2 separate regions of the Homo sapiens genome follow, and region 1 is linked to region 2. The links are chromatin contacts, found by Hi-C or POLR2A ChIA-PET in ENCODE. All regions are on one chromosome and are shown on one strand. Each heading gives the region's core, a stretch centred on a gene start or an enhancer-like site at or near the end of the contact. The rest is flanking DNA. Distances are from core to core; before and after follow the strand shown. Region 1 holds the start of ZC3H7A (zinc finger CCCH-type containing 7A). Region 2 overlaps LOC107984859 (a long non-coding RNA gene).

Region 1 (3,203 bases), core at 394-2,893, 570 kb before region 2:
ATGTGCACGTCGCCATGCCCGGCTAATTTTTTGTATTTTAGTAAAGACGGGGTCTCATTGTGTTGCCCAGGCTGGTCTCCAACTCCTGAGCTCAGGCAATCCATCTGCCTCGGCTTCCCAAAGTGCTAGAATTACAGGCGTGAGCCACTGCGCCTGGCCTAATACGACTATTTGAATACGGCCTTTTAGGTAGTCACTGGGGTTAAATGAAGTCATAGGGTGGGGCCCTAATCTAGTAAAATTGTTGTTCTTGTAAGAAAAAGGAAGACACACCAGGGATTCCTGCTCACAGAGAAAAGGTCATAGGAGGACACAGTGAGAAGGCAGCTGTTTGCAAGCCAGGGAGAGAGGCCTCACCAGAAACCAGCCCTGCCGGCACCCAGACCTTAGATTTGCAGCCTCTAAAACTGTGAGAAAATAAATTCCTGTTGTCTAAGCTGCCTGGTCTGGGGTATTTTGTCATGGCAGCCTGAGCTAATACTCTGGTTTGTAAATCTACGTCACCCAGACCCCTGGAAGAGCTACTGTAGCTAGAGTCCCCACTTCCCCTCTTGTCTCTCCTACAGCCCAATCTCTGCATAGTAGCAGGAGAGAACTTTCTAAAATATAAATGAGACCTCGGAACTCCCAATTCAGACTCAATGAATGACCCCCTTCCACACAAAACTCCAAATTAAACATGGCGGCCCCCCTGTGTCACAGATCTTTCTCCCCTCTGGCACACATCAGCTATGCAGGCCTTTCCTGTTATCCAGACACCGAACTCCAGCTTCAGGGCTTTTGCACTCATTTCCCCTCTGCCTGCGGCACACTTCCCCGAACACGGTTGCATGGCTGTCACCTCCTCAGAGGCTTTCCCAAAAGCTCCTGTCACATCCTCCTGCTTGAATTTCTTTGGTCTTCACCGACCAAAATGGTCTTCTTTGGGCTCTTGTGGGTCCTGATCTCCGCCCTCCATCCCATGGGGCAGGGACCCTGCCTCGCCCACTGCTGAGCTGAGCATTTTACAAGAAGCCGTGCCCGCAGCGGGGCACCTGGCCGTAAAATGCAGATGGACGAGGCGGCATTTGGGCTGGGCCCTGAAGGACAGGGATCCAGGCCTTCCAAGAGCCGGCAGATGGAACTGGAGGGAGGCTGTCTTTGGATCCCCGGCTGCCGTGGGGCTCCGCGCCTCCGTTCCTCATATGTAGGAATGAAGACAATCACGGTTGTTCTGAGGATGCAGGGTTACTCTTCGCAGAGCAGGGCGCCCCGGTTGAGGGCTCGTCAAGCTAAGCAGGCTCCAGGGTGGGCTTCCCGATGCCGACTCTAGCTCCTCTCCCCGCTGGACGCTGTTCTACCTCCTAGCGCTTCTGCTCAGGCCGCGGCCCAGGCGAGGCCCCAGAAAACCCCGGTGCTGGTTAATCAGTCTTGAGTCCGAGCGCGTCCAGTGCGCAACGTGGCCTTCCCATTGGCTCACCCAGTGGGCCGCGCGTCGACGCCGGGGCTCCGGATTGAACGGCGCGCCCAGGTCCCTGCCCCCAGTCAGACGTGGCGCCACCGCCCCCAGCCCGTAGCTCCGGCGCAGCCAATGGCGGCGTCTCCCGGGCGGCAAGCGCGGCCTCCCGCCGCTAGAGGGCGCCGCCGCGGGCGCAACCGAGCCGCTGCCGCCGCCGCTAACCGAGGGAGAGCTGCGAGCGAGCACCCAGGCCCCGCCGCCGCCGCCGCCACCGCTGCCCGCCTGCCGCCGCCCGCCTCCGCCTGCCTTCTGCCGCCGGCCGGCGCGTCGTCCCCACAGGTAGGGGTAGGGGGACGCCGCCGGGCATGAAGGAAACGCGCGCGCCCGCGCCCCCGCCCCCCCCGCGCGCGCCGCCGCCTCGTGCTCGCGCGCGGCCGTTAACGGACGGCGGGCGGGGCGGGGGAGGGGCGGCGGGGTCCGGGGCCCGCGGACCCGAGAGGACCCTGAGAGGAGCCGGGCCGGGGCCTGTGCGCGCGGAGGGACGGGTGGGCGCGCCGTCCCCTTCCCCCACCGAGAATAACGTGACCCACTTCTGCCTGCCATTCCCTCGGCAAAATGTCTCCTTTTTGGTGATTTCACTAAAAAAAAATTTTTTTTTTGGTTATTTCTGTCTGCTCTGGTGATCGCGGGGATCCCGATTCAGCGTCTTGGGCTTGGGGGCGGGAAGGATGCCGGCGGAGAGCTTGGCGCATTAATTTGGGGCTCATCCGTCTTTTTTACCCCCCTTTCTGATTTTTTTATTTTTTCGCGCGGGGTGCAGCCCTGGGCCGGGCGGGGAGAGGCCTTGGGGTCCGCGGAGGCGGGGGCGCCGCCCGGGAGGACCGGGACCGGGACCTGTCAGTTCCCATTAGCGGGGCTTCCGGTCAGGCCTGGGCAGCAAAGGGGTGGGGCCGCCTGAGGCCCGGCCGGGGCCTCCGAGGTCGAGCCTGAGTCGGGACTGGGTGGATTTGCCAGGAGTTGGGTATTTTCCTGTCCCCACCTGTCTAGGGATGAAAAGGAGTTGCCCGTGTTCGGTATTGAACCACGAAGGACCTTGCCATGCCCAGTACGGTGGCCACTGACCCCCCGCCGTTTGGGACGATGGAGCCCACGAAATGGGGCCAGTTTCAGTTGCGGTCCCAGCTGTGAAACGTACATCTGATTTTAAAAACTTCGGATGAGAAAGAAAGTAAAAGATGTCATTGGTAATCTTTTATACTTAAATGCATGTTGAGATGGTCATGTTTGGGACAAATTGGATTAACGAAAATAGATCATTAAAATTAATCTTGGCAGGATGCAGTGGCTCATGCCTGTCATCCCAAAACTTTGGGAGGCTGAGGCAGGAGGATCGTTTGAGTGCAGGAGTTCAAGACCAGCCTCAGCAACATAGTGAGACCCCTGTCTCTACAAAAAATACAAAAAATTAACTGGGCGTGGTGGCGCACGCCGGTAGTCAGCTACTCGGGAAGCTGAGGTGGGAGAATCTGCTACTCGGAAGGCTGGGGTGGGAGAATCCCTTGAGCCCAGGAGATTGAGGCTTCGGTGAGCTGAGATTGTGCCTTTGTGCTCCAGCCTGGGACACTGTCTCAAAACAAACAAATAAAAAAACAAAAGTTAATCTCACTGCTTTTCTTTTTCTCTTTTTTTAGTGTGGCTATTTGGAAATTTAAAATGACATATACGGGCCGGGCGGGGTGGCTCAACGTCTGTAATCCCAGCACTT
Region 2 (3,261 bases), core at 489-2,988:
CTGCTCCTCCAGCAGGTTTTGTTCTTTCCTTTCCTCAGCATCTCAACCCACGAGAGCCTGGATGTGGCGGTCCCATGGCGGGAGAGGGGGCCTGTGCCCCCACCAGGTGCCCAGTCTCGAGTCAGGATGAGACTCCTGGAGGGTCCCCTGGGAGTCTCCACTGGCAGCACCCCCTCCCCACATCCCCGCAAGGTGGGCATGAGCAGCATTCCCTCTTCAGATGAGGATGTGAGGCTCAGAGGGAAGAGGCGGGCCCGGTCACGTGGCCATGGAAGGATGGGGGGATCTGATCCCAGACCTTTCTACAGCCTGCATTTGGCCTTCTCCATGGCTTTGGGGCAGAGCCAGGGCCGGCCACCACGGAGAGGAGCAGACAGAAACCCAGGGCGGGCAACGGGGAGGTCTCAGGCTGGATGGTGGGGAACCACCGAGGCAGGAAGACGCAGAGCAGAAAGTGAAAGGAACCAGAGGCCTAGAATAGCTGCGGGTGACAGAGCCAGGGGACTACAGACGCTGCCAATAAGAGAAACCAGGCGGCCCACGGAGGGGCGGGGCACCCACTCCTCAGAGAGGCGGCCCCTAGCTGAGGAGGCCCATGGCCAGGTCCCTGCTAACCCGGGCAGCCCCCGCTTGGCTTGGCAGCCTGGGTGGATGCCCAAACTGTGGGAATGGAATTGGGGTGAAGGGCTGTCTTGGGGCAGAGAGGGGCCCACTTCTAACTTTAGGCCGACCTCTGCATCATTTGGATCAATCACCATGAGCTTATAAGATCTGGGACCTGCAAAGCTCATCAAACAGTGCAGCTGGTGAAGCGGGGGCCGTGCCGTGAAGACAAGCCTGTTGGTTAACATCTCCTAGTGGCTGTCGATGTCTGTCTCCGGTGGCAGTTCCCTGCTGTGGTTATGCTGCAGGCTCCAGAGCCAGGCGGCTGGGGTTCAATCCGGGCTTGGCCTCTTGCTGGCTGTGTGACCTTGGGCAAGTCACTTCACTTCTCTGGGCCTCTGTGACTAATATCACTGACTTCACGGGGGTGTCCTGAGGATTAGCTGAATGAGTATAAGTGAAGCACATGGAACAGCTCAGAGAAAGTGCCTCATAAACAGCTTTTATTATCCACTGTCTCCATACACTGTATAGACACACACACACACACACACACACACACACGGGGAAAGTCCCTCCAGGATGTGCACAGGGACTCTTTTTTTTTGTTCACTTCTGTGTCTTCAGGGCCTAGAACAGTGGCTGGCACACAGCGGGTGCTCAATAAATGTTTGTGGAATGGAAGGAGCAGGGGAAGGAGGCGGGGAGGGAAGGAAGGGATGGGAGCGAACAGAAAGTCGGCTATTGCCCAGCGTGGGGCATTGATTCTGTTGCTGTGTTTCATTCCCCTATCACATTGCCATGCACCGCTTTGGTTAATTGAAAAACACTTGTCTTCAAGGAGAGCCAGCAACAGAGCAGGGAGGTGGCTTGCAAGCTGTGATGGTCTTTCAGTTCAGGCTGGCCCCAAGACACCCCCACCATGGCCTGCTAAGATCCCCAGAGACCCCCCTCTCCCGGGCCAGGGCCGGCGGTGGCAGCTGTGCGGCGTGTGGGCAGCTAGAGAGGTGACAGGAAGCTCAGCAGGACAGGCTGTTCCCAGCCTACCAAGAACCTCGAGGCGAGAGGACAGGCTGTTCAGGGCTGAGATCTGCATGCTCCCAGCCCCTCCCGCCCAGGGGAAGTGTCACCAGCATCCAGGGCGGGGACCTCTGCCCTGGCCTGGAGATCTTGTTGCTCTTCTGATCTCTGTGAGGAACTCGGCCCGCTTGCTTTCCAGGAACTGCCTCCTGCAACCGGCGGGCAGATGGTTCACAGGGAAGGCCCGGGGGCCCAGCCCTGCCTACCTCGCACCCTGCGCTGGGCTGCTTCGGACATGCCACTCACCTCTCTGGGCCTCAGCTTCCCCACCTGCAAAACAGAGAAAATAGGGCACCACATGTAGGCATACTGTGAAGATTCAGAGCAAAGTTCAACTTTTTTTGTTTTACCATTAATTACTTTATTTATTTATTTTTATTTATTTATTTTCCTGAGATGGAGTCTCACCTGTCCCCCAGGCTGGAGTGCAGTGGCGTCATCTTGGCTCACTGCAACCTCCACCTCCAGGGTTCAAACCATTCTCCTGCCTCAGCCTCCCGAGTAGCTGAAATTACAGGTGCATGCCAACACGCCTGGCTAATTTTTGTATTTTTAGTAGAGATGGGGTTTCACCATGTTGGCCAGGCTGGTCTCGAACTCCTGACCTCAGGTGATCTGCCCGCTTCGGCCTCCCAAAGTGCTGGGATTACAGGCATGAGCCACTGCACCCAGCCCCATTAATTACTTTAAAACAAATGGTGGCATCTAGGCACAGTGGCTCATGCCTGTAATCCTAGAATTTCGCAAGGCTGAGGTGGAAGAATTGCTTCAGGTCAGGAGTTTGAGACCAGCCTAGTCAACGTGGTGAAACCCCATCTCTACTAAAAATACAATAATTAGCTGGGTGTGGTGGCACACACCTGTAATTCCAGCTACTCGGGAGGCTGAGGCATGAAAATAGCTTGAACCTGGGAGGCAGAGGTTGCAGTGAGCTGAGATCATGCCACTGCACTTAAGTCTGGGTGACAGAGTGAGAATCTGTCTCCAAAAAAGAAAGAAAGAAAGAAAAAGGTGGTAAAATACACATCACATAAAAATCACCAATTTAAAGTACAGTTAGGTAGCATTTAGTACGTTCACAGTGTTATATAACCATCAGTCTAGTTCCAGAATGTTTTCCCCACCCTAAAATACAACCCCATATTCATAGCAGTCACCCGCCCAACCGCCCTTGTCCCAGCCCCTGGTAAACCCTAATCTATCTTTCTTTCTTTCTTTCTTTCTTTCTTTCTTTCTTTCTTTCTTTCTTTCTTTCTTTCTTTCTTTCTTTCTTTTTCTCTTTCTTTCTTTTTCTTTCCTTTCTTTCTTTCTTTCTTTTTCTTTCTTTCTTTCCTTTCTTTCTTTTCTTTCTTTTTCTTTTCTTTCTTTCTTTCTTTTCTTTGTTTCTTTCTTTCTTTCTTTCTTTCTTCCTTCCTTCCTTCTTTCCTTCCTTCCTTAATTCCTTCCTTCCTTCCTTCCTTCCTTCTCTCTCTCTCTCTCTTTCTTTTTTTGAGACAGATTCTCGCTTTGTCGCCCAGGCTGGAATGCAGTGGCGCCGTCTCAGCTCACTGCAAGCTCCATCTCCCAGGTTCACGCCAT

What was found. Hi-C counts contacts between places; a loop is a spot of excess contacts on that map. ChIA-PET counts read pairs that join two places held with the same protein, here RNA polymerase II (POLR2A). Pooled maps may share reads with other maps.
Region 1: a pooled map shows a loop between it and region 2 (5-fold over the local background). The contact joins the promoter of ZC3H7A here to the enhancer-like site in region 2. A Hi-C loop is called at or near these places in 1 of 168 maps with a recorded cell type or tissue (CD14-positive monocyte) and 8 of 50 pooled maps. POLR2A ChIA-PET finds 5 or more read pairs at or near these places in 3 of 52 experiments (activated CD4-positive, alpha-beta T cell, activated CD4-positive, alpha-beta memory T cell and naive thymus-derived CD8-positive, alpha-beta T cell).

Annotation. Positions count from the first base shown.
Region 1 is chr16:11,795,698-11,798,900 of GRCh38, reverse strand. ZC3H7A (zinc finger CCCH-type containing 7A) reads left to right here and starts at 1,643. Exons shown (of 23, transcript NM_014153.4): 1 at 1,643-1,777. RefSeq lists silencers at 1,360-1,769, 2,252-2,411 and an enhancer at 1,407-1,944.
Region 2 is chr16:11,222,793-11,226,053 of GRCh38, reverse strand. It overlaps LOC107984859 (a long non-coding RNA gene), which reads right to left. Exons shown (of 4, transcript XR_007064984.1): 3 at 1,930-1,953; 4 at 1,090-1,832. Among named protein-coding and RNA genes, the nearest start is that of SOCS1, 32 kb to the left of the region's middle. RefSeq lists enhancers at 1-559, 990-1,069, 1,550-1,599. Within about 2 kb of position 1,738, at least 20 of the 41 ENCODE cell types and tissues checked have a DNase peak (open chromatin) inside an H3K27ac peak, as active enhancers do.